6 separate regions of the Mus musculus genome follow, and regions 1, 3, 4, 5 and 6 are each linked to region 2. A link is a loop called in an ENCODE intact Hi-C map of the cell type or tissue named here. Cell type or tissue: left cerebral cortex. All regions are shown on one strand.

Region 1 (5,000 bases), 130 kb after region 2:
CGTTCTAACTTTTCTGCTCACCTTCTTTTTCACTCTGCGCATGTGCGCATGCACGCACGCACACGCGCACCCACACACGCACGCATGCGCACACACAGCTTAAGGGATGTACAGAGCAGCCCACTTTAAAGATGGAGAAAACTGACTGAAAACAAGTGGCTGCCTTCAGCCAGGCAAAGCGGAGACTGAATGGGTCTTTTCTGCTCCGGCCTGCTCCCAGTTCCACCGCCTCTCCAGGGACCTTCTAAAGTTTGATTAACTAGAGTGCTAATTGGCGGAGGCTGCAGACAGAGCCCGAGTATGGCAAGGCTAGTCGTGTTTTCTTTGATTTACAAGAGCCAGGCAAGGCTACGTCCACAGTTTAATGAGCGGGAAGTAATTGGGGACCTGTTGCCTTCAAAGAGCCCCGAGCCGGAGCCCGCCTCCCCTGCCTTTACTACTGGCATAGAACACCGCCTCTAGGTGTGACTGTGGGTGGGTAGGGCTCTGGGAGGGAGAGTGGGGACCTCCGAATCTGGAATGCTGTCAGTTTGTACTTAGGAGGCGGCAACTTTGGGTTTTAGGACTGGTTTAGGACTGCCAGCCACCAAAGAGAGCTGCAGCTGTCACAGAAGGAAGAGGTGGCATGTGGGGGACCCCCTTGTACTTTGGCAGAGGCCAGGTGAGGGAAGCCAGCTCTTGCTTTAGCACCAGGGAAAAGCAAAGACTGAAGACCAGGACTGATAGGCCTTCTAATCCAGCTGCAGAACCTGGCTCTCCGTGCTCTGGGTGTGTGTATGTGTGCCGCTGGGGGTGTCCTCTCCCTGGGACTCCAGCTCCCAGGAGCACCCGAGGGAGCCTTCCCGGAGAACGGTGAAGATAGGAACTTGGACATACTTGGCTCATGTAGAAGAGTGTTGTTCCCTCCCCTCCTCCTCCCACGGACAGCCTGCCTGTCTGGCCTGGCGGTTCTGTCACGGAAGGGCAAGATGCTCGTTCAGTCCGGACATCTAGCGGTCCACTTTTATCTTCTCATGAGGTGTAGGGTTCTGATCTCATCTTGTCTGCCATGATATTTTGACTTCCTATGTGATCTCTAGCCCCCCTTTTTTTAATCTCAGAGAGAAAGTGGGGAAATGGGTCTACTTATTTGGGTCCCCAAAGGAGCCTCCAGAAATGTCACTAGATTCTACCTAGCCAGGGACGGTTTCTTAAGGTAGGTACATGCTGTCACTTAAAATCAGCATGTACTGGCTTCTCTGTGTGACAACCCAGGAAAGAAAGGTTGAAAGTCCATTTTTTTTTTTTTTCTCACCCTGGCAAATGAGGCCAAGCTGTGGAAGGGAGGGGCTGGGGGCAGGAAGGATTTTTTTTTTTTCAGGCTGCCTGTCATTCTCGCACTTTCTGTGAGAGCCTAGCTTGGGCAGAAATAAAAATGCCACTCTGAATTTAAATAATCTGTCCTTCTGGGAAAGTCTTCGCGGCGACAGGGCTGTTAACATGGAAAGTAAAAAGTAAACAATGTATTTCAGCAATCAGTGTTCTGAGTGGGCTGCGGGACTCAGACAGCCTGCGGACAACTCCTGGGAGGAAGGGCCCTCTTATGATCTGCCAGGCGAGAGGAACATGGATTGACAGAACTTCTGCAGGCGCATGCGGTCGGGAAAAATCTTATGGGAGTAAGGATTGCAAGGACCAAGCTTCAGTGAGGCGGTGCATGAAGCAGAAGGAATCGCTTTATGTGTGGAAGTCTACGGGCAGAACAGAATGGGACCAGAGAGGATCGTTTGAATTGGCCCATCCAGAGCCGGGTAGATGGAGATCTTAAGTCTCCCTTTGTTTTTGTGTTTTGTTTTGTTTCTGGTTCGGGACATTGCTGCCACTTTAGCGTAGACGTCGACAGCTAAGACGCCCATCGCTAGGGGGCGCAAGAGCCCTTCATGAAAGTGCCTCGCAGCCACCATGACCCAGACACAGGTCTCTGCTGAGGCTCACTCCTCAAGGGTGTCACCAGATGTTGAGACAGGATCTTACTCCTCCAAAAAGCCAGAGTCCTGAAAACTGAGGACAGACTTGTAGAAAGATTGTCACTCCCTTCCCTATTTCTTGTGAGCCGTGCTGCTCGGACCACTCAACGTCTCCCTCTATGTGCTTTGCAGAATTGCGTTTCAGCGATGGAGAATAATGCTTAAATCTCAAGCCTGACCTTGGAGATAATGTCACAGCTGAAGTGAGACTTTGAAACCTGCTTGCTCATAACCTTTTGTCAATAAGTTGGAGATGAAAGACTCTCCTTCCCTGTGATATCCTCAACTGTCAAAATCACCTGGCTTATCAATGGACCAGCATGGCTTTCCCCCTAAGGTGAAGAAAAGCAGACACAATGTTTTTTTTTTTTTAAATGGTTACAACCCAGGCAGCTCTTGCTGGGGTCATTTCAGAAAGAGAGAATTAAGGGAGAGAAAAGGGGAGGATGTAGAGGCAGGAGGACCTGGGAACGACTTTTAAGGAGTTAATTTCTGAACTTGGCACAATAGGCTTCCCGTCCGTTTATCTGGGAGGGAATGTTGGGATGAAGTGGATCTTCACCAAAACTGTTGCTAGTCACCTCGTGACAAGAACCTGAGGTGGAAGAGCTCAGAGTTCCGATGAGCAGGTCTCTTTTCAGCTCAGGTCACTTTCCCTCCCTGGGTGTTTACACTCCCCTCACCTTGACAGCGTTAAGTTTCGAGAAGCTTTCGGAATGCCTTTCCACTCAGAGGACCGGTTGTAAATCGCGTCCATTCTATGCAGCGAGAGCGATGCTGTCATATGGACATAGCCATTGCTGGTGGGATTCAGGAAATGTCTGCACATGTAAAAAGAATGTGATCTCCCTTCCTAATGCAGGTGGATGCCAGGGGCCACATACAAGTCATCCTATAGGCAGGAAGACTGCAACTGAGCCACTCTCTTGCCCTAGAACTAACAATTTATACTTCTAATTTTAATTTTCCTCTGCTTAGATCCCGGAAGGATTTATTAAATTTGCTTTGTTGAGCCCATTATCTCTAAACTGAATAATGATGTTACTTTTAAGCTCAGCACCAGTCTGTGGTAAATTCTCTATACACAAGGCTCTAGGACTCCTGTAGTGCTCTATGTCAGAATTTTAAGTTGGTTCATTAATGAAAAGGTTTGCTCGATCTACCTAAAAGTTATTAGTAATTAACTGACATCAAGAGACCATTGCTTGTAGAGGTGGTAACAGACGAGAAAAGTGGTAAGAGGATTTTTCATTCTGGGGGCTTGGATCAGAGGGCAGAACACTCTAGCAGCCTTGTCACTACCGTTTTGGAACTTGGGTTCACCCTGTGGTTAAGGTGAGTAGGGATATATAAACAATGTGTCACCTTTCTCCATGACCTTGGTAGGATGACAAAGTCAAAGGAGAGGCTTATGGAAAAATCTCTAATCCCTCCTTTGGATATGATGGGCACTCATTAGCATTGCATGGATGACTTCTTTCCATAGACGAGGGAGCCAAGAAGCTAGAAATATTGGCAGATAGACAGGGACATAAAGCCCATGTCTTGTGACTTATGCAAACACAGCAGGTAGTACCACCAGAGCCGTCTGGGGTGAAGCTATCGCGGCAGGAAAGCTAACTCCCTGATAGAGAGTCTTTGCTCATTTTGGCTTGAACCCCATCCATACTTGGATAACTTGCTCAAATTTCTCTACGTTCTTTCTCCCTCACCTAGAATTTACTGCGCGCTGCGGACTGGAGCTGCAGGCGGAGCTCACTTGTCTTCAGGACAGTGTGATGGCGTTACCTGTGGAAGGGGTATGACCCTGCCAGGCTGCCCTTCAAGGCTCTCGAGGGGGAGGTCCTGCCTCGCTCTGCAGGAGCCTGGATAGCATCCGTGTCACCTGGGTTGGGTGGTGGCATTTCATGGGTGGGCTGTGTCCTGTAAGAGCACTGCTCAGGGGCTGTTTGTTACAGACCGAGCATGTCATGAATCGGCGCCTTCAGGCTTCCTCTTCTGGACTCCCTGTATTCCAAAGAGCACCTTACACAGATAGCTGATTGGCTGTCTACCTGGTAAGAGAAATGGCTGCTTCTGGGATCAGCAGAGACAAAAGAAAAGGCCGTGAACAGGGAGAGGAGTGGGCATGGTTAGGGCTTTGAAGGCAGGCTAATCTCTCTAGGTTTCCTTTAAGTGCTTGTGGGGGCGAGTCACGTGACTAGTAGGCACCTTGCAGTGAATGTAAATACCGATGCACTTTTCATTTCACCGTGGGAGCGAGTGGCATGTTTGGTACCCAGTTCATTATCTAAAGTTCACGTCCACTATTGTTCTCCGAGCTTGCTCGGGACAAGGAAAGCGCTGTAAAGGGAAAGGGTTGGGCTAAGCTCTGCTTTACTGAGTGCCTGGGAGCACACTGAACTCTGATCTGAGAAGAAACCAGTCTCTTTGCCAAGCGGGATGACCTGACTCCAGTAGCATCCACGCTGCCATATCAAGTTGAGGTTGTCACTGTAAAAGCAAGCATGGGGAAGTCTGCCTTTTCATACCAAAATCAAAGCCCTGGTCTGTCAGCCTGGAATTGCTGAACAAAGCAAACCCTAATCAGTAGGTCTATATGTAGATTTAGACATCTCCAGGAGGCTGAGAACCTATCGGGCCCAAACTGATTATTCTAATCAAGTGTTTTAATTAAGCACACTCAATGCCAACATCACAGGAATGAGACCCGATTTCCAGGAGTAATGGGTGATTTTTTTTTTTTTTTCAATTCTTCCTTTACAGTTAGGGTTTGGCTTTGTGGAGGGGGAGTTAACATTTTTCTAAAGTAGGCCAGGGTAGAGACCTCTGTGAAGTGTGCTCCTCCGAGCTGTCATTTTGAAACTAAATACAAAAACAAAACAAGGATCCAAACTCAGTAGGAATGAGAGCTATCATGGGTTTGGGTGTAGATGAATTACAGCCCCAGATCCGCCTCCTTCTGTATCCACGTGAAACACAAAAGCAATTCTG
Region 2 (5,000 bases):
GAGACCAATTCCTAAGACCTATCTCAAAACTTAATAAAGTAAGATAGAATGTTGTCTGTCGTGGCAACTCGAACCTATAACTCTTAAGACTTGAGCGTCTTAAGCAGGAGGGTTGTTGTGTGCCAGGCCAGCTACAGAGTGAGATCTTGTGTTTAAAAAAAAAATACTACAAAACAAACAAATAATCAACAATAACATCAAAACCAGAAGAAGAATGAAAATGTCGAGTCTCCATTATACCTGTTGCTTAAGCCAGCAACATGGGAGTCATTCTATCCATGTCTTGGTCTCTCTTTCCACCTGATCCAAGGCTGCGTGTCACATCCTGTCTTGCGGGATGCCTGTATCAGACTTCTGACTGGCTTTCTTCTCTTCTGTCTTCCTACCATGGCCGAGCTCTCTTTCAGAAGTGGACACCAGTTTGCAGTCCTCTCTTGCTTCTACTCATTCCTTCTGTGGTAATCATTCCTACTTTGATTAGCATGCTCAGACCTCAGGGAGATGGTCTGAGTCCTGCCCCCTCTTCAATTTGGCTGCTTTTCTTCCTTCTGGATTCTTTTTACATCTTTCTGGACATCTTACTTTGTACCTGGTAGAACTCATGCTCTCCTTGGCCTCAGTATCCCAGATAGAGCTCTTCCTTGCTTCACAGCTCTTTCGACAAGTCACGATGTTGTGTGAATTGTTGCCTGTGCCCTAGACTACTCGACGCCTCACCCCACCTGGCCTTTGGAGGCTGAGGAGGCGCAGAGTCAGTGATACAGACTCTGGGAGCAGGTGAGAAATGCAGCTGACAAATAAGGAAGAAAACAGGAAAGTAAACTATGTGTTATTACTCTTGGTTGAAAACAAAACAAAACCACGAGGGAGCAAGAACTTTATGTCAAGGGAGAAATTGAGAAATGGGGGATAGGAAACAAGTGTTCTGTGAGTTTGTTCTTTGTGTTTACGCCCAGAAGAGCAAGAAATGAGGACAGGGACCTAGCTTGTGGTGAGACAGGAAGCTGACAAAGTGTATCTCTTCCCATTTCATAAAGTTATTCATACCCCTTATTCATGGCCTCATCCAACGGAGATTTAGGCCACACCCCCAAATATCATCAACAGAACTTTGAGGACTAAACTGTGTTTCTTTGTTTCCTTTCCGGTTTAGTGCTGGGGTCTGAACTTGGGTTCCATGCATCCTAGGTCGATACTTTGTTGCTGGACTGTATCCTCAGCCCTCTCTCTGCTTTTTATTTTGGGCCAAGGTTTTGTTAAATTACTAGCGATCCTGCCTCCACTTCCTCCACAGAGATTACCGAGCTGTGCCACAGAGCCATGTTTGAGGATTACATTTCAGCACACATTTTGGACGGAACAAATACCCGGACCAAAGCAGTTGCCAAAATCACCCTTAGCGGCTTTGGGGCTCAGATTTGTTTTGTTTGACATAGGATTTTAGCAAAGTATGGCTTATGGTCAGCAAAGCCACTTTTAAAAATGACTAGCTGCGCGGTGGTGGCATACACCTTTCATCCTATAGCACTCTGAAGGCAGAGGCAGGAGGATCTCTATTCCTGGCCAGCCAAGGCTACAAAGTGAGCTCAGGACAGCCAGGGCTGGTTACACTGGGAAACTCTGTATCGAAAAATTAGATACATAGATGATAGATAGATAGATAGATAGATAGATAGATAGATAGAGAACTAGGCTCAGTGGCTAAGAGCACTTGCTCTTCCAACATGAGCCCCATCAGCAGTGTAAAAAGCTGGGCATGCCTGGGGGCAGAGGAGACAGGTGGGTCCTGAGAACTCACTAGCTAGTCATCCTAGCAAAAATGCCCAGCTTCATTTAAAGATGCTACATCCAAGCAATAAGGTAGAGAGCAATAGAGAAAAAAATGTTTTATATCCTGCTATGGCCTCTGCATGCACTTGCACGGGTACCCACGATCTCTCTCTCTCTCTCTCTCTCTCTCTCTCTCTCTCTCTCTCTCTCTCTCTCTCTCTCGGTTTTTCCAAAACCGTGACACTGGCAGGGCTGACACACCCCTGACGTTTATTTTGCTCTCCACCTGTTACCTCCTGGGATGCCCCCTCTCTGGCCCTCCACCTGCAGTTTATCAATTCTTGCCTTTAGGTGGGAGCTGTAGGTGCTGGAAACAATTCCTACAACAGGGTTTCTGGGAGGACTAAAATAAACACTAGAAATAGAGGGTGGGACTCTGCCTGGAACATACTGGTGCTGCAGGTGGTGACCTTTCTCACGTTTCCTAAAAAACAGCTTCGGAGCACAGCACAGAGAGATGACAAAGCTAAATGGATGGACTTGAGCCTCTACCGAGGATCGCCTTGTGCTAATGAGCCTACCAGCGATGTACGGGGAGCCCTTCAAACCTGGACCCTTTTCCATTTCTTTGACAAGTCCCTGAGATGCAGTTCAGAGCAGCTGAGTCTGGTAACTGATGGATGGCAACGGCATCCGTGGATACCCAGGGAGTTTACTCATCAGAGAATCCCACGGATCCGGGCGATGAAAGGAACGGACGGAGGAGAGAACAGCCAGAATTCTGAAGCCTCCCCTGAAGTGACTGCTGTACCTAGGATCATTCTGTGTTCATCTGGCCGCTAGAGAGCACTTTGAGACTAGCAGAGCTCGGGCTGTGTGCCCAGGCCTCCTTTTGAACCCTGCTGTCCTTGTGATGGGGGTGGGGGTGTGGAAGCGTGGCGGGGGCGCATTTCCTCGCTGTGCTGCGCCATCTAGCTACCAGCAGTGGCTCACAAATGGCCATCAAGGCTGATGGATGCATTTTGTGAGGCTTAGGGGCCCCGTGGTAGTGATAATGAAGTATTCTGATGTTCAGATACATTTTATTCTGTCACCGTGGTTTTCTGCTTCTGGTGACATCACGTAATTTGTACTGCTTTACGGCGTCTTTGGAAGGCAAGCTTTTTCACCAGGGTCCCAGTTTCCTTATTGCTCCGATTCTTTTCTGTCAGATTGAATTTCTCTCAAAGAGAAAATATTGCTTGATATTGATTCCAGTGCACGAGATAATTTCAGGTTCTCGCTCGGCAGTTCAGCCAAAGCCCTGTTTAAAATCTCGAAGAGTTTTTTTTTTTTTTTTTTTCCCCAAGGCTAAGAGGCACAGTTCAAAAGAACAGTTCTTAAATGTGTTTAAAAGACCCTTGGCTACGTTCTCTGATGGTTTCATCAGCAGTTCGCGCTGATACGCTCTCCATTGTTATCACAACTGAACCGTATCACAGGGAGTTGTACCAGCAAGACCATCAAGTTTTCTCAAAAAGCTATAAAGCTTTGATGTTTTCTGGCCTATTTCTTACTGTGCTCTTAAACTGTTTAGCTTCAGCTGAGCCAAATGTGTACTTGCAAAGGCTAACACAGTGAAAAGACTCTTGAAGCATCCTGGCTACTGCTGCAATATCGAGATGTTCAGCGGGAGGATGAGTCTCTGCTAGGATGAGGCTGGGGGCGGGGGATGGTGTGGTGCAGTTCTTTGTGCTATGCACTGGGAATGACTAATATTGACCTTCAGCTGAGCGTTGGCCCATCAGTGCTAGGGTCTAGCCGTGGGCCCACATGAAGAAGCTGCTTTTCTGACCAGCGCTTCTTCCATACCCCAAAGTGATTCCATCATGGCGTCCGTGTTTGAATCAAAGAGAAATCAAAGACATCAGTTGTAGCCGTTACTCCTCCACAGATGGAGGCATTTAGAAGCATGGGGTTTTCAAGGGGTTTCTTTGACTTAAAAAAAAAAAAAACTAAATAATTTTTCCCTTTTTTGAATGACACTTGACTCTCAAGAAAAGAATATTTCTGCATGTGAAATGTCAGCTCTGTCTAATAATAACCCACTTAAAATGTGCCACCAAAAAATCACTAATGGAATTTCCCACCATTTTATGAAATGAAATTCTTCCCTCTGTGCTGCGGCCGGGCTTGTAGAGGCTTCTAGAATGACAGCTATTGCAAACACAACAGGTTTCGCAAAAATGAAATCGCACTCTCAGGTGTGAACTCGCTATCTCACCTGTTACCAACGTGTGCCCGTTTGTGCTGTGACAGGAGACTAGCCAGTGGGTAACTAGGCAGACAGGTGACTAAGGCTTTTGAGAAAAACACTCCACTGAGTTCCTCCGGGAGCCACAGACAGGAAAACCGCGTGCGAGTGGGAGCTAGGATAACAGGTATCCTCGTATTGTAAAGACATTCTTGGCTTTCAGCAGCCAGACTTAATTTTTAGCTATCAGTCTCTCAGCAAAAACAGCCACATTCTCCTCCAGTCCTGGAGGGTGGACTACTGCATGCTCTCGTTTCTTTAGATCACAGGGTGTTTTTATGTGGGTGACAAGGAGTAGTTATTATCTAAAAGTAATGTTAGTTTTGCAGTTCAACAAGGCTGTACACGTGCGTGCATGCGTACCGGGATTTCCGTGGCTCTTAGGAGCTGTGACGGGTGTTGGATGATTATGGAAGTTTCTTCTTTAGAGAGATACAGGGAGATAGATGTACATGCAGTTTCTCATCTGGGTCTTGTTCCAGAAACAAATACAGAAACCTTTTTTTTTTCCCCTGAGCTGCACAGGAATCCAGTAGGACAACTTTCTCTCTCAATTATTTTTATGTATTCCTTTTTCCTGAGACAAGAGCCTTTCTGTGTAACCTAGGCTGCCTTTAAATGAACTAAATAGCCCAGGGTGGTTTTGAACTCATGATTTCCCTGTCTCAGCCAAATTATAGGTGTGCGCCATCACAGTTACAATGTGTGAGGTCCTATATATCTTATTCTTTGTGTCTGGTTTATTTTATATATGTCCCCTCCCCTCCAGTGAAGTCGGCCTGTTAGTTGGCTATGTTGCTAAGGAAAAGCAAGAATGAATGGAACAGGGAGAGCCCTGAGCTACTGCTTGGATAGTCAGAAGGGGCTTTGTTAAGGCAGTCTCCAAGTAATCCTGGTCCCTTTGAGGACAGGGCTCTCATCGTTGTCTTTTTTTTTT
Region 3 (5,000 bases), 220 kb before region 2:
GAGCACTGGCTGGTTTTGTGTGTCACTTGACACAGCTGGAGTTATCACAGAGAAAGGAGCTTCAGCTGGGGAAATGCCCCATTGAGATCCAGCTGTAAGGCATTTTCTCAATTAGTGATCAAGGGGGAAAGGCCCCTTGTGGGTGGTGCCATCTTTGGGCTGGTAGTCTTGGGTTCTATAAGAGAGCAGGCTGAGCAAGCCAGGGGAGGCAAGCCAGTAAAGAACATCTCCCCATGGCCTCTGCATCAGCTCCTGCTTCCTGACCTGCTTGAGTTCCAGTCCTAACTTCCTTGGTGATGAACAGCAGTATGGAAGTGTAAGCCGAATAAACCCTTTCCTCCCCAACTTGCTTCTTGGTCATGATGCTTTGTCCAGGAATATAAATTCTGACTAAGACAAAGGGGATGTCTGTTTGACCTTGGTAAAGAGAAAACAGAATAACCAAGAGAGAAGGAACCAAACAAGGTTACAGCCATGATAAATAAACTAACTGGGGGTTACGTCCAGTCCCAGAGCTTGGAAAACTCAGTCTTGGAGAAATGGCAAAGGGGTTACAGCAGCGGCACCAAGCCCAGCAAAAGCCCAGCAAAGACTGCAGGATCTTACGGGACTGCAGGCTGACTTGTCACCTAGAAACCATTGGGCAGCAATTTGGAAATGCAAAAGGCCACCTTAGGTACTGAATTCATTGAGTGCTGCTATAAAATAGCGCCTACAGTGCTCAGTTCCTGGGACTTTTAGCTGACAGAGGCCGTTCCACAGGGCGCTCTGGGCCCAATCCTGTCTTATCTCTTGGAGCACATTACCGTACAGGTAGAGCACTGTACAATTTTATCTCGAAACAAACTCATTTCAAAAGAGGTCAGGCATCGAAAGAAAATGCACAAGTTGAATCAGCGGGGACTTGAGACTTCATCCAAGGAAGGCAGTGCCTTGATCCTGCTCTGGGATACCCAGCTTGTGAGCCCAGGACCCTCTGGCAAGCTGCTGGCTAGAGGGGCTCGCCTTCCCTCCTGCGTGTACCTGACAAAAGGTAAAGGGATCAAAGGGACTAAGGCATGGGACAGTGCTCTACAGGCCACAGAACAATCACACTAGCTCACAGCCCTGCAAGGTCGGGCTATACACAATTAGGTTTGGAGAAAAAAAATAAAACCTACCCAATTTCATCTTATTTATAGGTACCTATTCCTTTGATTGTCTACAACACAACTTCTATTATATCTTACAATTAAAAAGTAATTCTTAACCCTGTCTCGAAAAAAACAAAAAAAAAGTAATTTTTGCCATTTTCTGTAACACTGTTGTGATCAATTCTTTCACAATTGCATTTTAAAGAACAGCTACTTTTTGAAATCTCTTAGACAAATCTATTCAATCAGGAAGAAAAATTAATGCAAAGAAGAACTGAGTCAGAAGACATGATGGTCTGGAGGAAGCCCCAAACACTGCCAATATATATATATATATATATATATATCCTACATATCAGATTTCTTAATGCACAGGGCTTTTCTCCCGTTCTCCAGGCCGTGATCTTGCTCAGCAGCTCCTGTGTCAGCTCCTGTAGGCTGCTCTCAGCTACCAGGCTGGGCTTTGGGCTCATGTGAGTGAGTGAGGGGGGGGGGGGGTGAGTGTCTGTGTGTGTGGTATGTAGGCCAGAGGTTGATGTTGATGTCTGGTATCCTTGGAGATCATTTTCTACCGTATTCATTTTCACTGTTTTATGTGGATGGCTGTTTTGTCTCTGTGTAGGTTTGTGTACCACATGCATGCATAGCCTGCAGAGGACAGAAGAGGGTCCTCTTCCTCTACATAAACTTCTTGCTGGAGTCACTAGAGGGACGATAGAGGAACCCTAAAAAGCCACAGAAACTTAGTAGGGCAGCAGTTTCTGCCCTTCATGTCGTCATCAAGCTTCTCCGCCGAGGGCACCTGGGCTGCAGGTCTTCTTCAGACTCTGAAGTGTCCTTCCTCCCAGGGGACTATGACTGCAGTCCTCTTTCTGCACTCGGCTGTCTGAGCTCCTTACCAGCCCTGTCCTTCTGGTGTCTTCATCCAGAAAGGGACTTTTCACTCCTGCCCCTAAAAGAGCCTCCCCTACACACCCTGTTTCTCTTCCTTGCCCTGGGCGGCCTATCAGGCCATCACCTCTTCCTGCCTCTACTTTAGCACCAGAGGGAGATGGGCACTGCCTCCCGTGAACTCACAACTCTGCACCTGGGAAAGCATCCGAGCCAACGACCCAGTAAGACTAGTCTCTTTTCCATTCAAAAATTAAATTAAATAAATGGCACTCACACACATCCCTGCCCACTTGTTTTAAATAATCTTCAGATGCCTTAGCAACATTTAAGTAATCCAGGCACATCGGACGATTCTAGGTAAGCACCTGGAATTTGTGGGAAGCAGCAAAAATCTGTCAGCAGCAGGAAACCACAGCTTAAGGAATGCTGTGGGCGAGCTTACATACAGGAAACTGAAAGGGAGAACAGTTCTCCCTTGCCCCATGCGCTCCCACAATGAATCTGGCTTGTGCAGATGCTCTTAATCGCCACTAGAGGGCGATCTCAGCCACAGCCGCCGGGTGTACACTGCAGGTGTTACACTGGCCACAGAAATCAGGATCAGGATACACAGGATGGCTGAGAACTGAGTTTAGTGTCTTGAGAGCTCAGTTTGAACCACCCCTACTCCTGAAATAATGAAGAAGCCACAACAGAATGGAAAACAGGAAAGCTTAAGGCAAGGCAGCAAGGAGCGTTCTTTGGTGGCCACATGGGCAGCAGGAAGAAACGGAGGGTCTGGTGTTGCCGATGTACTTGATGATGACGCTATGTGAACTCTCCTTTCAGGGTGTTCCTGGACACCACCTGCCCGCTCCGACACTGAGGAGGTGTAGCTCAGAGACGAGGTCTCTGAATCAGGTTCAAGGACAGGTTGGGGACAAGCAGCAATAGAGTAAGTGTGTAGAGTGGTACAGAGCAATGACACCAGGGCACAGAGTGTGAGCTCAGCCAGAGTAGCAACAGCAGCATTAGCAGCTAGAGCCAAGCCCTGTGGTGCTGCATCTGCCTGGGAGTGAAGGGCCTGCCTGCTCCAGTGCTTGCTGTAGCAGGAGGCTCTGATCTTTAGGATACGAGGGGAGGAGCCATGAGAAAAACCAAACAAGCAAAATCAGAGATCCACTCTGTGGCACAGAGATGGGGATCTGTCCTTGACCACAGGTACTGAAAGGACATTTGTATGTACTTATTTACTTAGTGTGGAAGTGGCTTGCCATCCAAAGGACCCAAAGTCTGCACAGTACACAAATGATAAACACATCTCTTTCGGGCACTGTTCAGTCTACAGCAGACACACTGTGCAGCTAACTACGCTGCCTATTGCCCACATGGCACAAACCCCATGGCTGCTTCTCACTAAATATTATCATTATTTTATGTAAGGGCTATGTAGCGTCTGCTTCTGAGGAGTCCCAACCTGACACTAGAGATGTGACAGTCACTATGTAGAAGCCACTGAGGAGCAAACCATCCCCAGTACAAGCGTCAAGCATGCTGCCACGCCTGTAAAGGCTGCTAAGATGAGCTCTCCCCGCACACAGCCAAGGAGGAGCAGAGGGCTTTCCGGGCTCACCTGCTACAGAGGACAGCAGAGAGACAGCCTTGCATGGAAGATGTGCACGGCTACTCTAGAGTCTCCACGGCCTTAGCTCTATAACCAAAGACTCAACAAGCCCGGATCAAGGTGCTCAGGGAAGACCCTGGGTTTGTGCTGATCACGTGACCTTTAGCATCACAGAACGGCAGCGTTTCTTGAGCACGTGCACTGTGTTGGGAATCCTATGCAATCTAGAAAGTAGTCATGCTTCTGAGAGGACACATGCACCTTTTGTTAACACTACACAGTCTATTCGGAGCAGTTATGACTGTGTATCAGGGAGGGTCCTGGAACCAGCCCTTGGGACATCAAGGGGACAAGGCATGGCATTGAGTAAGTGTTGAGCAGTGTAAATGCACCAGCCTCTTACACAGCGAGCTCACCAACGCTGCCCGCTTCCTTCCACCCACTGATGAATCTCCAAACGAAAACCAGAGTGTTCTTCCTTTTGTGCCTGTTGGTGCTTGCTACCCCGACCATCCTCACACCTTAAGCTAAAACTCTGATCAGCACTAGGCAGAGAAAGCAGAGGAGGGGGGCGGGGACAACAGTGAGAACTCAGCTGAACAGGTGCAGTTGTCAGAGGATTTGCTCTGGGGACCTGCTTGTGCTCCCTAAAACCAGGATGCTGCAGCCAAACCGTGTCTCCATCAACATGACTCCCCAAATGGCGAAACTCAAATTGTTCACCCAATCAGTTATGGCAGCTTTTTGCTCCCCACCCCACTGTCAAAATGTTTTGACGTTTAAATCTAGGTATTTATTGAGAAATGGAAATTAAAAGTAAAGAGGCCAAGAATTCAGAAAGGTTCTGGGTGGATGTTTGAACGTATCTCCAGGTCTCTTGAGACACATGTGGGTTTGCTCTGGGGCAGACACTGCTCCTCCCGAGCCATCTGTGACGAGCACTGATCTGAAGGGCCAGTTTGTCACCAAACAGGCACCCTGGCATAGCGGCAGCAGTGTGGGCTCAGGGCTCTGCCACAGGTATAAGGGACTCCAGAGTCCTGCCCATCTGCCGGCGGGACTGGATAGTTTAGAATAAGTAACTCTTACACCTTCCCTCAGAAAGATAAAAAAAACTGCTCATAATGATTACCTCTGCCTCAGAAGCAGGCTTCAACTGACAAGCCACGTGCAAGAGACATCTTGTGACTGATTAAGATATCAAAGAGAGCACGCAGTCTTTTCCTTTCCTTGTGAAATTAAAAGCAATAAACATTTGACTTCTTGTGAGTGTAGAAAGAGATCAGGAAGGCTCACTTCTGCAACAGTCTAGGTCGACATCATCAGAAAGCAGCAGTTTATGGCTATTGTTATCAGACTCGCTCAATGGT
Region 4 (5,000 bases), 430 kb after region 2:
TCATATTAATATTGGAAAGAAGAAAACGAAGAAGCTGTATTGCCTCGGACAGTTTGACACACATTTTAAGACTAACTGAATTACAGTTAGAAGTTATCATAATTATGTATTCATTTCTTTTGTTAACAGTTGTGTATTTTAAATTAGGATGAATATGAAGTCGTGACACACCTTCACAATGAAACTGTATTTCATGATTGCAGATAATGAATAGAATCTAAACATATAAAATTTCAGAATCATCAGGGTAAACTAAAATGAAAAAAATAAAGTGCTGTTTATTACTAAAAAGTGTACAATAAATGAAATATTATAATTTTAGGTTTGCATTTTTGTCTCATTTACAACTCTACCCAAAGCTTAATTCAGAAACCATGTTTTTCTATCTCTTTATTTAAGATGTATTTAAATCTTAACTTAAAATTATCCAAGTCTCTCTTTGAATTATTTTTGGGGGTTATAGTATAAGTTGTCAGTTATTTGCTTGGGCAAAATAAAATTTCTTAATTCAAATCTCAAGAAAAGGATTAGATGATTATATTTTTGAGCATAAAACAACTCTCCAAACAGGTTAAGCTTTAGTGGGAACAAACAGAAATTCTCCAAGCCTTTCAAAACTAATGAAATGAATCAGTACGAACCTCAAAATCACTCCCCTGATGCCCAAAGCTCTCTTCCCTGAAACAATGGCCTCAAGTGACATCACCTGTTATTTGACTATTAAGCCACGCCTCTGTCAGGATTGCCCGGAAATCCATCACAGAAACCCAGAGGTAAAACCAGATGAAGACAATTTCACAAAGTACCTATGTGTTTTATTCTAAAATGCAAAGAGATACTACAGCATACCTGCTCAGAGCACAACTCCTGCTGTCTTTATATACAATCTCCCAAATACAGTCAAAAGGTAAATTTGTTTTTCATTTTCACTAATACTAATTTTTTTTTACTAATAATTCAAATACATATAGGTGGATATATCCTTTGAAAACAAGTTACTTAGTATATCAGTTACTGAAAAAGGACTAGAAAATTAAGTCTCAAAAATTATATTTTAAAAATGCTCCTTTCCCACGTTGGCACAAGGCAATTATAATTCTCAAGAGTGTCACTGGGACCCTGGCCTACTGCATTGCTAGGAAAAATTTCTGGGAACAGTGAGCCCTGCCAATGGCTCCTGCATCCCCACTCCTGACCCGAAACCTTCATTTACAGAGACTGTGATAGTGAAACTTCAGTATTGATTTGACTCCACAGAAAAATCAAGAATTTTCATCCATACAATGTAATTACTGAAAGCTGCTTTATTTCTAGTGCCAATTACACTAAAAAAAAAAGAGCACGGCTGAAATAAGCGAAAGCCATCTTCACAATGGCCTCAGAATTCTGTCATAAGTCAATTCTCAAAACAAAATAATTGCTGATAAAAATATAGCCAAACACGTATCGCTATTATCGGCCATATGCAGGGACTGCGGCACAGATTCCATTTTAAAGTGTCTCCATTGCTTACTTTTGCCCTGTGTACTTCCTGAATGCACATACAGAATTTTAGGGGAGAAGGGTATCTCATGGTCTCCTTCATTTATTTGTAAAAAATAAACAGCATCATAACAATTTCTTATATATTGGAATTCTTATATTCGCTCATCAATCCCTCCACCGTAAGACAGTAGTATTCCATCTAGACATCAATGAGGCTTATTTCTAATTTTGTTGTGGTTTTTTTTTGTTATACGCAATTCCCCACAGAGTGAACGATCAGACACAAAACACCAAAAAGCAAACAAACAAACAAACAAAGACATCCAACAAACAAAAATCTCCAATAATTTATCAGTAGACAGACAAAGCAAATTGATCCCTTGCAAACCTGGGCTCCTGTGTTTATTTATAAAGAATTGGCATAGCGTAAAAATAATATTTTCAACACTACAAATGAGGGTTATTACTTCCATTTCTGAAGCAATGCCTCCCTCAATGCGTTCCTCAAACATTCAAATCCCAGCTTAATAAAAACAAATGGCGTTCCTCATTTCTTCAAAATTGCACATTCAATATCATAAGCCTTGCATTTTTAACCAGACAGTAACACTTTCAAATCTAGTAATTAAGTATTCATAAGCCTGAGTTGAGGGGGTAGTGTTTGGGGAGGGAGGACTGACTATGATAAATATATTTATAACTTTCATATCAATGATTTTAAATGCATAAAAATAAATAAAAGGTAAGTTAAGATAACATAGAAGCAGAGCCTAACTAATCCCTAAAAATGTTTTGTGCCGCCTTAATAGATACCTAATTAATTATAAATATGTATAGTATCATTAGAGGATTTTAACATTTTTAGCCATCAAGAATGGTATCCTCTTTTGAACATTAGAGACTTTCAAGTTGGCAAACTAAGAGAGAACCTTTTTATATCTCACAGGAAACTAACTGAACATTGACTATATTAAGTAAACCAAAAGTATGTGTGTTAGCCTCCAAATTCTTTTACTTGCTGAACCTTATAGTTTCCAACTCTGATTTTCAATAAAATTGGGAAGCAGCTAATAACACAGAATTCATTTTTTGAGAAAAATGTTATCAAGCATAATGTGCCAAATAAGAATATATGCAATAAAATTTAGCCAAGATCCATCGACTCAAATGGTCTTCCTTTCTCAAGAAAGGAAAAAAAAACCCACACCTGATTAAGACAATGTGCTTTTACAATTGTGACTTTCTAGGCCTACATGACTGGATAATATTTTGTCTAGTGTGACAATTTTAACGCTAGGAACAAAAAAAAGGGACAATTTAAATTACAACCTATAACTGCATGGCCATAATCTTCAGTCAGAGATCTGTATTTCGTTTATGGCTGAAAAGAAGGCATCTATATCTGCTAGTCAGCGTGGTACCTACAACAATGGTATACAAAAAAAAAAGAAAAGCGACATTATGTTTATTAACTAAATCAATTTTTATACTGCCCTCTGGTGGCAAAGAATCAACTAACTGCACGAGGAAAAGTCTGATTAGGAAAACACGTGATGGGGGGGCTATAAAAAGATCTTGAAAAATAGAACAGCAAAATTTTACACCATATGTCACGCTTCTTCTTTACAGGATATTAATCATTAACCAAAATAAAATTCCAAATATGAATCTCAAATTTTAATTGCTAAAAAGTTAGAAGAATGACAGGAGCAGAAAGTGTTGTCCTCACACTTGCCATTAGATAGTTTAAAGGACACAGAAATAGCCAACGGACTACTGAGAAATTAAACAAATTATGCCCACACATCGGGGCATGGGACTAAATTCCACTGACTTGTTATTTTTAGCATATGTTCATAAAAAAAATAAGCAGGAGATCTGTAACCCTTTCAGTGCTTTGAAGGAGGATTAGTACCGCAATTGTCAAAGTAACTCTGCGCTCTCTAGAATTCAAAACTCTAAGCAGATGAAAGTGTGACAGTATTTAATTTCCACAGAACCAAGCTGACTTAGTTGATAACTGGACTGACATCCGATGCGCTTAGCTCAAATGTGAACTCTCCTGCCTTTGATGTTAATTAATGCAATAATAATAATAATAATAATTATGATCAGATATGTTCCAAAGTTGTAATGTGTAAGTAGTTACTGCATTTGCATGAATCCAAAAATATATATAATTTCTAACCTAATTCAATTTTGCTTTGCTTTGTGCCTAACTAATCACTTTGTATTCTTGGTATTTTGTTCATTATATTTCAGTTCATTTTCAACATCCAGGTTTCAGAATAATAAATAATGGTTTGGGGATATGAAGCTATTTTTATTTATGATCTTGAAAGGCGGGTACTGAAAACACAGCATAAACTGCGGTGAAAATCTGTATATCTTAGCTGTGATGCTGTGTCTCATGGACAAAATTTATTAAATAACTCAGATTTATATTTTCAAAAGTACAATCTCGGAAGCCTATGGAATTTATCCACATTGTTTGTCTTGGAAGAACATTCTAGAATGCAATAGCGAAATGATCCAGATAAGACATCTTAGAGGCTGGCAGAGATCCCTGGAGGGGGCTTTCAGAGGCAAACGGGGAAGGTTCTCAGTAAATCTATATTTCCCCCCAGTTTCTGTTCTGTATGAGCTATTGACTGAAAGAAAGAAACTATACTTGATTATCTTTGTTTGCTTGTATATTCTTACTTAGAATACCCATGGCCATCCTTTTCTTTCCAGGGGTGTCAATCAAAGCTGAAGACTGATTACATCATACCTCGAAGGGAAGGACCTACACAGGAGCCTCTGCAAGGGCCTGAGCATATAACACTCACACATAGCGCAGCACCTCTAGGAACTCTCTGGAAATCTCTACAGTTCTTGTATGTAGTGTGCTTACAGGCTTTCACGAGATCAAAGGGAGGGAACAGGGATCCAAGAAGCACTCTTGAACAGATACAAAGCATCAAGAATTTCAGGGCAACCTACACTACAAGATCTGCCTCAAAACAAAAGCAACTAACAAAGAAGAAAACATGTCAACAAACCAGAGACGTAAACAACCTATGCTAAAATTAATTTTAGAAGAATAGTCACTATCGTATCGACCTTGAAATTAGAGTCTGATGTAAAATTATCTCATAAATATTTCTTTTTCATCTTGACTTTGCCCTAAGATACAGGCTGTGTTCCAGATGGAGACCCTGTAGTATCCGGATGGAGACCCTGTAGTAACTGAACAGAGAGTCTGGAGAAACAAGTCTGGATGCGTCCTAAAAGACAAGGAAAACCTGTTTTGTTTTGTTTGTTTTTTTTAAACATTATCTTCTGGTCATAAAATCTCCATGATATTTGTCAGAATTAAGAATTATGAAGACACTTAAAATTCCATAGCGATGGATTTACAGTTCTGCCTTATGAAACCGTCTAAAGCAGATGCCACCGCCAAGGTAGCAGAGAGAGATTGATGAGCAAGAAAACAAGATGGAGTTGCTGATGGAGCAAAGACAGGAAGAAGA
Region 5 (5,000 bases), 120 kb after region 2:
TACTGCAGTGACAGAGGTTACTATCGGGAAGAGACACAGGACTCTAAAGGTTTAGAGGGTGCAAAAAAAGCTCACCTTGGGAGCAGTCACTGGCCGTGTGTTCCTCCCTCTAAGGGAAAGCTAGGGGGGCTTTTCAGACACCAATCAGTTACAGTTACCATCCGTTTCTGGAACCCTTGGGCTTTCCTCAGCCTTTGTACTCCATCAGCTGAGCCCCAGACCCTGGCTGGCATGAAATCTGGGCTGAGAGTGGGCATGAGGACATTAGAGCTGGATAGCTTTCCATTGAGTCGGAGGTGATTCCCCTTTCTCAGGTGGGACTGAATCTCACAGACATAGCTGCTGGCATGCACACACACACACACACACACACACACACACACACACACACACGCCATTTTCAGAGCTTTCTTTTGGTAGCATTATGAGGTCACACTGGTGTTTGGAGACCATCAGGGTGGGCATCCTTTCTAATAAGGTCTCTGAAGAAAGAGGATATAGGTAGCCTCTGTCTCATTACTGCTATACAGGGGATAGATGGCAGGCTACTCTGGAGCATGCTTTTGGGATTTGTGGATATATCAAGTAGGTATTTGAATGTGTGTGTGTGTGTGTGTGTGTGTGTGTGTTGTAAATGTCTGTGGGAGTCAGTGTTGGGTATTTCTTCTAAGACACTATCCACCTACAGTTCTATTGTTAATCTTACCAAGCAGCCTAGGATGGCTGGCTACTGAGCCCCAGGACTTTGCCTGTCTCTGCCCTTCCAGTCCTGGGAGCTCTAGCTTGTTTTATGTGGCTTTGGGGATTGAACTCGGGTCCTCATGCTGTCCTAGCAAGCCTTACTGAGGGAGCTCCCATGACTTCATTATTGGTACAGTTGTTTGTGATCACCCGGATCTAGAAGTTTCTAGAAGTAAGGAGGTGTGTGTGTGTGTGTGTGTGTGTGTGTGAGGAGTGATGCCAGAACTAGTCTGTTTTGCTAGATTTAAGAAGGTCACCCAAAGTCCCCCACATTCGTGTTTACCAGAAACCAGAGAGATGATAAGATGAGGTCAGACAGGAGTAGGCTCCGTCCCCATGGGTATATCGTGGTTGTTGACAGAGAAGACATCCCCAGAAACTTCTGGGGGGGAAGGCTGAGTGGTGACTGTGGCAGCCTGGAACAGGTTTTGAAAGCCTAGGGTGGCCAGTTCTTTCTTGGCCACAAGAGAGAAAGTCATGGAGGCAGAAGAGGACCCTCCCCAGAGCTATTGTTACAGAACACAAGGGATTGGCATCCTGGGGCGAGCAAAGCCAAACCAAACTTAGACAACAAACAAACAAAAGAGGGCAGAAAGCTTTCCCGCCCACCTCGGACAAGGGGCACATAGGATTTATTTTCAAAGCAATGCTCTCCCCAAACAAAGGCAGTGTGGGGATTTTACTCAAAGAGGCTCTGAATAACGATCTAGGTCCTGGTTCTCAATGCTGGGACCCTTTAATACAGTTCTTCGTGTTGCAGTGACCCCGAACCATAAAGTTAGTTTTGTTGCTGCTTCTTAACTGAATTTTGGCTACTGTTCTGAATCGTTAGGTAAATATGTTCTAAAAGCCTCAGGTGTCTGACTAGTCACTACAAGAAAGGAGGCAAGGAAGACCCCTCCCTGAGACACTGTAACAATGCAAGGGACGCCAAGGTTCTTAGGTTGTCCTGGTGAAAGCGTTGTTTGGGGCCCCCCAAAGAGGTCTTGACCCACGGGCTGAGAACCACGGATCTAGGGCCTGGCCCACTCCCGGGCCTGCTCCCTACCTGGTTCATTCCTGAGCATGCTCAATTTCAGGCCATGATTTTAAAAGGAAAGGCAGTAGACACGTTTTGGGGTGTGCTTAGCTCAAGGTCATGGTGCATTTGTTTAAAAGGTTAAAGAGACGAATGCTCAGGTTACTTCGAAAAGATCTGGCTTGAATTGTATTAACTTTGGAGTTTGCCCAGGAGGGTGCCCGCCTCACTTAAGCAGTGAGCATCTTTAGAGATACTGGTCCTTGAGTGCACACGGTAAATTTCCACTGTTAAAAGCCCCTTTCCCCACCTCCACTCCCAGTCTGTGATACTGGTTTCCGGTATCAGGAGGACACACCATAACCTTCCAACCTGTCCTCTTTCTCTTTGAGTCATTGGGGGTGTGTGTGGGGGTGTGGGGTTAAGTGTGACCCTTCTAGTCACAGATGGGTTCCAAAGCCCCGAGCTGCCAGATTTCTCACACACATAAATAAATACAGCTACGCGGCATGGGATGCCCTGGCGAATCTGAATGTAAAATGGACAACAAACACAAACTTTATTTTAGTGTAAATGAGTTCTGAATCTTCTCTGGGACATACTGATACAAGCGGCTTGTTCATTGTCGATTTGAAATTCCTATGGCCAATGTCTCCAGCCTCTCCCTTGGCCTTGGTTATTCGGCCCCAGTTCTCACAGGAAGGCTGGTGGAGGTGGGGGCTGGCTGGCTGTTCCAGTTAGCGAGGCTCAGGATCGCCTGGCACCCCTCCCTGCTGGCTTCCTGCGCACTGCCAGCAGCCTGGAGTCTGAACATCCTTTCCACCAGCTGGAAGAGAATCTGGCAGGATTTGAACATACGGGGAGAGGCAAGGGGAGCTTCTGCCTGGGGGGTGGGGGGTGGGGGGTGGGAGGGGGAGGCCTTCCAGCAGGAGGGATACTGCAATCCCGCTGAGCCGCTCTTGGCATCAGCCTCTGCACTCTGATTCGGTCTATTTTAAACTGTCTTCAATTTCCCTCCTGGGGAAAGAGAGGAGGGAGGCTGGGGAGGTGGCGGTGGGTGTGCAGAGAATCAGGGGACTCAGGAGCTGTTGGAAAACCCGAAGCCAGTTAGGTGGCAGAGCTGTGATGAATTCTTAGGAATAGGGACAGGACGTTTAAGGGTTTCGAAAGCCAGGGCGCTTTAGACCTGGTAAAGAAGAAGAAGAGGTGATGGTTAGTGTGGCCAGAGGAAGGGCCATGAGAGACCTCTGCCTAGGAGAGATGCAAGCTAGAAAGGGACTCTGTGGCCTTGGTGCCTCACCTGGTCATGAGGATGAGCTCTGAGAGTGGAGCCTGGCATCTCCCTAAAACAGAGCCCAGAAGGGTAAACAGAGAAGGTACAACCTGTGACGTACACCAGAGGACTGCAGACAGCATCCTGGGGAGCACGTCTGCAGTAGGGTGGGAATTCCCAGCACGAAGGCCTGGCTCCCAGTGTGGGTCTCTTCCGGGCAATCCCATTGGCCTGTGCAGGGCATACACTTGCCTCCCGTAGCCTCACTAGCCAAGTGCGGGTGGACAAGCTTTTCTTTAGGACGGAGGCCCCACGACGTTGCAGGCACCAGCAAGGATGGTACCCAAAAGGATACCTTTGGGGGTTGGTGAGAATAGGGTGGTGTTTTATTGGATTAGACGGGTCAGACATGAGGTCTGAGGCATCAGGGAGTGGGTACTCTGGATGCAGAGGGGCCTGGATCCTGGACCAGATGGGTCATGGTTTCTGAGGGAGGAGGTCTTTGGAGTGCTTTTGGACAGAGGGGGATTGATTAGCTCATTCACTCAACCATTCACTGCTTATCCACAACTGTAACACTCGCTGGCCACCCCGCCCAGTGCTCCGGAGCCTGGGGATCCTAACTTAAGGGATGCCAAAGGGTGGGTCTGGTGCTACGGAGGCAGGAGGCCCCAGGAAGGAGAGCCTCGGGCTTTAAAGTCACGCATTTCTGGCTCCGGGTTCTGACCTAGTTTCTCACAAGTGCCTTTCACTTCAGTTGTCTCCTCTGCCAAACAGGAGATGAGTAGAACCAACCTCTCAGGGTCAGCACTGTTCACTAGAGATGCAGCGTCTCTGGAGCCTTTCACGTGGGTCACAGCACACAGTGTGGACTCAGTGACTCCTAGGAGAGCACAGGGCCAACAGAGCTGAGTCTGGAAGCTGGTTAGGTTTCTTAAGGATGTTATTGTTACCAGACAAGGTGTAGAGGATTTTTAGGTATTTCGTCTCCAGCCTTATTTTATTTCCTGTTAAATATAGGAGACAGCATAGTCTGGACCGCATGGCTTCTGATCAACCCAGATGTATGTGCATCACTCTCTGTGCCTCGGATTCTGTAATGGAGAGAATGACTTACTGATGGTGTAGGGACGCTGAGGATGCGTGGAGGTAAGGTGTTCGAAGTACCAGACAGTACGCAGTACAGTACCTGGGTGTCTTAGTCAGGGTTTCTATTCCCGCACAAAACATCATGACCAAGAAGCAAGCTGGGTGGGGAGGAAAGAGTTTATTCAGCTTACACTTCCACAGTGCCATTCATCACCAAAGGAAGTCAGGACAGGAACTCACACAGGGCAGGAACCTGGAGGCAGGAGCTGATGCAGAGGCCATGGAGGGGTGCTGCTTACTGGCTTGCTTCCCCGGGCTTGCTCAGCTTGCTTTCTTATAGAACCAAGGACTACCAGCCCAGGGATGGCACCACCCACAATGGGCTGGGCCCATTGATCACTCATTGAGAAAATGCCTTACGGCTGGATCTCATGGAGGCAATTCCTCAAGGGAGGTTCCTTTCTCTTTGGTAACTCCAGCTTGGGTCAAGTTGATGCACAGAACCAGCCAGTACACTGGGATGGTTTATATCCACATCGCTCAGGGGGACCAGGCACAGTTCATCCTGCACCAAGGCCACAGCCCACAGCAGATGAGAGCTGAGCTTAGACTTGCCCCAGGGCAGGTCACAAGCCTGCACTGGAGACTGCTGACTTCCGTCTTGGTTAGCTGGATGAGGTGTGTGGAAGCTGGCGGGAAGTGACCATGTCCTCACACATCACCAGAGGTTTCACATGGAGACCAAGGCCAGGTCTCCAGGATGCCTGGAGCCAAGGGAGTGGCTGATGGAGAGGAAGGAGCTGAAGTTCTGGGTACCAGAGACAAGAAAGGTCTCAAGTGTGAGCTGTTGATGGAGGGAGTCATCCCTTAGGAGCCACA
Region 6 (5,000 bases), 420 kb after region 2:
AATAACTACCCTTCCTTAGAAGGAAAAAAATGTCTTCCATAGGACATCATATATTAGAAACCACGAGGCTCTCTGCCCATCTTTTTCTTGAGAAGATAAAACGCCAAGCCTTGAAGTATCATCTGCAGATAATTTGGCTTTTGATCTAATTTTTTAAAAAAAAGCCCATCACAAATAATAAATAAAAAATTAGTAAGCACGCGGTATTTGGATATTGTCAATTCCTCTTGAGAGTTGAACAAGCAGTACCAAAGCGGGTAGCATTGGTGCCGCGTGCGGTAACTCAGTGTAACTCGTTCACCGGCAGACTTCAACATTCATTTCTGACTGATTCAGCAGTCAGAGCGCCAAACTTCCAGTAATCTCTCTGAAGATTTGGCACAGATACGGAGTTCAGAATAGGAACAAGTGTGCACTGATGGAGAGGAGCTACTACGGCTATTTCTAAAAATAGCATGGCTGCAGGCTTCCGGAGGCTTAGGATTCTCACGAAACGAAACTGAGAGATTCTTAAGATAGAACCAGGAGACTGTAGCTGAAGATTCCTGACTGACGTGAATATGACTTCCTTTATCCCAAAGGATGCAGTGACTTCTCAGGCTCGGGTAGCATCATGATTAGTTATAATTGACTTTGCCTTTTAATTTTTAAGGCAATCTATAAATTATGGATTGTTGTGTCAATCGGAAGACAGGATTTTGACATCGTACACCATATACCTCATGATTGTCGTCAAAACCAAGTCCTTTATCGGGGTGCCTGGCAGTCTGCTACATCTTTAAAAGAAAAAGAAAATCACTTCAGGAAATTTCAGCTTATATTACTGAAGCTCATCGCATAAATTTAGCATATGCTGGCATAATTCTAGTGCGGCTTCAAACACTACAGAAATGCGGCGTGCCGTCAGGAATTCAGAGAGATGTGCAATACAAGCTTATCCGGAGAAACTCGGCACTCACTTCACTGCCCCTCGTTTTTTTTGAGGACACACTGTCTGAATTCCCTCTTCCCAGGACTATCCCTGCCTGCCTGCCTGCCTGCCTTTGGACCACCTCTTCCTACAGCTCGGACCACCTGCTGGGTAGATGCAGCCCACTGCCATTCCTCTCAAATTAATGGGATGCTAGCCAGTTCCCGTTCTCCTCAGCCTCTCAGCAGGTGCACTTTACCTGGAACATTGGGAATCCGTGAAGCAAGGAAAGAGGAGGATTTATCTCCCTCTTTCCCATTACTGTTCTGCATCCCAAGCCCTTCCTCTTACTTTACCCCAAGTGTCCATGGAAGCACCCACGGACAGTAACACAACCAAAAGGCAACCCCCCTCCCGACCCCCCCCACCCCCTCGAGGAGGGGATCCTTTCTCACATTCACATCTGGTGACGTGTGGTGACATTTAAGGCTACTGAAAGGTACACATTGGAACCTTCTTTAGGATCAACTGTATATAATCCATGCTTAAAAGAAAAAAAAATGGGGTAAAATACTCAGTTTTCACCAACGTATTTCACAAAGGTTAACGAAACCTTTGAGCAAACTGGAAAACATTTCCTACTGATTAGCATTTCAATATAACATGATACATTGATGAAATACAGATGAAAAATTTTCAACATATCTAAGACTCACAAAGTTACTTGATATGAGCTAGGGATGGGGTAGCCAGTTTATGTGTTTCCTACGCACTCGGCTGGCCGTGGGTTTATTTTCAGCACTAGGAAAAGTGCCCGTCTTGGGCATGGATATATGTTAACTTTTTTTGGCTAATGAATCTATAAATTTGGTTAGATGCTACAAGACTATACAAATTGATGTGTACTGCATACAGATTTTGCTGCAAATTCATAAAGTAGTGAAATTAAGCAGATACCACACACTGCTTAAGAATATTTCTCAATAACATACATGCAGTGAAATTCATTCTTCCATCTACTCAAGATCCCATGGGTCTCAAACTAAACCAAGATAAACAGCACCCAAAATTTACACGGCATACCTGTGCTGCAATCGTATCTAAGCATCTAAAGGCCCATATGAGGGCAAACTTAACATGGCTAGTTAAAACCCATAGTGACCACACTGAATTCACAGAGAACCCTCATTATAAATCAGTGGTTCTCAGACTGTGGGTCCTAACCCCTTGTGGGGGTCAAACGGCCCTTTCACAGAGGCCACATTTCAGATATTTACATTACAAGTCATAAAGGTAGCAAAATTACAGTCCTGAAGTAGCAACAAAAATAATCGTATGTTTAGGGATCACCACAACACAAGGAACTGTATCAAAGGGTCGCATCACCAGGAAGGTTTAGAACCACTGTTAAGAATCTTTATGGGGGTGGGGGGTGCTGGAGAGATGGCTCAGTGGTTAAGAGCACCAACTGCTTTTCCGAAGGTCCTGAGTTCAAATCCCAGCAACCACATGGTGGCTCACAACCATCCATAATGAGATCTTGCGCCCTCTTCTGGTGCATCTGAAGACAGCTACAGTGAACTTAGATATAATAATAAATAAGTCTTAAAAAAAAAAAAGAATCTTTATCGGTATGTGGATAGCAAAAACAGCCTTCCTAAGCCACCGCTGAAAGGAATAGATAGTAAGTTTCTTGCTGGTTGACTGAAGGGTTCTTGCCTTTTCTCAAAATGATTTGTAGCATTTTATGTGCACTGAAGAGTCGGGAGCAAAGGCAGGCACAAGGTAGGCATCAGGAAGAAACCACAGTGGATAAAACGTGGTCACAAATTAATGCCTGCGGTTTGGAGTCCTTGTGCGCCTAGGCTAACAGCTAGCAAGGAAGGTTCCACACGATGCCCAGATAGCTACTTGCCAGGTAGCCCCTTTTATTCTGTATTAATGCACCCAGGATTAATTTTTGAAACTATCATTCACAAAATTGTTCAGAATAGTTTTTTTTCCAAGAAATTCTTTAGCACGATAAAAATAAACAATGGAGACTCTTCCCCTTAAAGAATAATTAGATCACAGGCTGTCCCACTTAGTTCTCCTCGGCATCTAAAGTTACCTTCACTCAAAGACACCACTGCCTCCCCCACAGCCTGGCATATTCACACACCCACTACCATCTGACAAATGGTCTGATGATCTCTCGATTCAGGAGTCTCCTCTGCAGAGGGGAGCACCAGGGAATGACCTTCAAACTCTCCAAGGCCAAGAAAGAAAGTCACGAAAGTTAAGATCAAAGAAACTACCTCCCATGACTGAAGACACAAGACTTGGCCTCCCAAGCGCCAACCTTGCGATTGCGGGAGGTTATCATGGCTCTCACAACACAACACAACAAAGTGCTGTCTCTGAAGGAGTCTTGTTTGTTTATTAATGAAGTGTTTGAATATTTATGTTTATTCCAAAGGCCAGCAAAGGACTACAAAACAGCAGCATGGGTGAACAGTTTGTAGCTGCACCGTTGGCCTAGCAGCTGGGGAACTTCTGCTGGGACATTGTGTGGAGAGAGGATGTGCCCTGTGCCAGGTGGTGGCTTCTGAACGCTGGTCACCAGCTCTGTTGTTAGGAACACATGCAGGGCCGTGGTGCACCAGCTTCCACACAGCACTGATGACCATGGGGAGTAGTCCTGGGGGGGACTGTGTGTGAGAAGCAACGGGGAAACCAGAGCCCCCCCCCCCAATACCATGCTCTGACATGAGTACTTGGCTCAATTCCAATCTAATATATTCCTTCCATAGATGATATAAAGAGTAAGGAGAAAGAAATGTGAGTCTAAAAGAAACAAGGAGATTTTTATCTACATGAAGGCCATTATCATTGTGCCCACAACATTGTACAATGGGAACATGTGCACAGTATATATTTATCTATAAATACATATATAAATACACATGTCATATAATATGTACGCCTGTAAATATAGACAACAAAGGGAGAAAGAAATGTCAGTTTAAAAGAAACAAGGAGATTTTTTTTAATCTACATGAAGGTCATTGTGCTCTCAATATTGTACAATGGAAATATGTACATAATATATATTTATATATAAACATATATGACACATATATAAATCCATACATATGTCATATAGTATGTATGTGTGTCTGTGTGTCTGTACGTTATGCATGCTATGTATGTAATGACATAATGCAGACCCAGCTAGCACAGTGGACTTATTCTTTAAAAAGGAGACCAGCAAATGCAGACATACGTGGTTGGAAAAGGTGGTAGTAAAGCCACCTTAAAAAAAAAAAAACCTTTTCAGGTAAGGCTGCAAACAATTCTATACAAACTGATGTGTTACGGTGATGGACAAGCATGAGGCTATGGCCATGTAAAATATCAATGGTGTTTGTGTTATTGGAGGCCAAGGGTTTTTTAGAAGGTAAGAAGAACATAGGAGGACACCTAGTCTAACTTCATTTCACAGAGGAGAGCAAAGCACACCTTGCCTCATGTCTGCACAGCTCATGAGTGGCACAGGCCACATCCATGACAGGCACATTTCACAGAGCCCAGCGTCACCAATGTTTGTGGTTCTGTGCCACCTCAGGGGTGCTCACTGCTTATCAGAAAAGTCCCTAGTCTCAGTTCGAAGTCTGGAGCTATCCATGATCGGATGTCAAACTTACTTTCCTACTAAGTTCCAATTAAACGTGTGGCTGTCTCTACAAAGGGCTCCCCCAACCCCATCCTGCTTTATAACACTCAAATCATTCACCACCTTGTAGGACACCTCTGCTTGTCTTTCGTGATCTTCCTTGCTAAGCTTCATTTCTCTCAAATACTATTTGGTCATCTTCCCTTTTATCATGCTCTGCCTGTGTGATGCTACCTAGAGTAACCTGTCGGATTGTAACTTCTATCAAGAAGACAGCCGTTCAAGTCCTACTCAGAAGCCACTGAAACCTTTCAGAAAGATCCACTAGGCCACACAACTCCATTTCAAACAAAACTTGTCAAAGTCTTCGCTCCAAGACACCCTCTGCCTCACTCAGTGGCCACTTCCTGATCTGTACCAGGAACAAGTTGATTT

The links. Peaks named below come from ENCODE experiments on the same cell type or tissue, not always from the same donor. Only the 100,000 strongest peaks of a DNase experiment are listed, where the experiment ranks them.
Region 1: it touches region 2 in a loop (2.8-fold over the local background); 7 of 42 quality-filtered maps call a loop at or near these places.
Region 3: it touches region 2 in a loop (3.0-fold over the local background); 2 of 42 quality-filtered maps call a loop at or near these places.
Region 4: it touches region 2 in a loop (5-fold over the local background); 8 of 42 quality-filtered maps call a loop at or near these places.
Region 5: a loop joins it to region 2, with 2.1 times the contacts of the local background. A loop is called at or near these places in 7 of 42 quality-filtered maps.
Region 6: it touches region 2 in a loop (2.2-fold over the local background); 7 of 42 quality-filtered maps call a loop at or near these places.

What each region holds. Positions count from the first base shown.
Region 1 is chr8:48,220,637-48,225,636 of GRCm38, forward strand. Gm32923 (a long non-coding RNA gene) reads left to right here. Exons shown (of 3, transcript XR_870430.3): 1 at 1-2,343; 2 at 3,723-3,805; 3 at 3,965-4,703. Among named protein-coding and RNA genes, the nearest start is that of Gm32923, 3.1 kb to the left of the region's middle. In left cerebral cortex, a CTCF peak has its summit at 1,903; DNase peaks (open chromatin) are centred at 106, 825 and 1,904; H3K4me3 peaks cover 1,344 bases.
Region 2 is chr8:48,094,952-48,099,951 of GRCm38, forward strand. It overlaps a transcript of Dctd not described here. Among named protein-coding and RNA genes, the nearest start is that of Dctd, 13 kb to the right of the region's middle. In left cerebral cortex, a CTCF peak has its summit at 2,701; DNase peaks (open chromatin) are centred at 2,680, 3,273 and 3,409; H3K4me3 peaks cover 1,152 bases; H3K27ac peaks cover 344 bases.
Region 3 is chr8:47,869,978-47,874,977 of GRCm38, forward strand. All of the region lies in intron 9 of Wwc2 (WW, C2 and coiled-coil domain containing 2), which reads right to left. Among named protein-coding and RNA genes, the nearest start is that of Cldn22, 48 kb to the left of the region's middle. In left cerebral cortex, a CTCF peak has its summit at 2,555 (motif pointing right); a DNase peak (open chromatin) is centred at 2,541.
Region 4 is chr8:48,524,636-48,529,635 of GRCm38, forward strand. All of the region lies in intron 2 of Tenm3 (teneurin transmembrane protein 3), which reads right to left. Among named protein-coding and RNA genes, the nearest start is that of Gm39178, 130 kb to the right of the region's middle. In left cerebral cortex, a CTCF peak has its summit at 2,993 (motif pointing left); a DNase peak (open chromatin) is centred at 2,998.
Region 5 is chr8:48,212,609-48,217,608 of GRCm38, forward strand. Gm32194 (a long non-coding RNA gene) reads left to right here. Exons shown (of 3, transcript XR_378958.2): 2 at 4,053-4,181. It overlaps Gm51559 (a long non-coding RNA gene), which reads right to left and starts at 1,191. Exons shown (of 2, transcript XR_003947494.1): 1 at 1,025-1,191. In left cerebral cortex, no CTCF peak of the experiment used is centred here; a DNase peak (open chromatin) is centred at 2,627.
Region 6 is chr8:48,510,932-48,515,931 of GRCm38, forward strand. All of the region lies in intron 2 of Tenm3 (teneurin transmembrane protein 3), which reads right to left. Among named protein-coding and RNA genes, the nearest start is that of Gm39178, 150 kb to the right of the region's middle. In left cerebral cortex, CTCF peaks have their summits at 256 and 2,474 (motif pointing left); DNase peaks (open chromatin) are centred at 418, 819, 1,726 and 3,076; H3K4me3 peaks cover 1,180 bases; H3K27ac peaks cover 1,217 bases.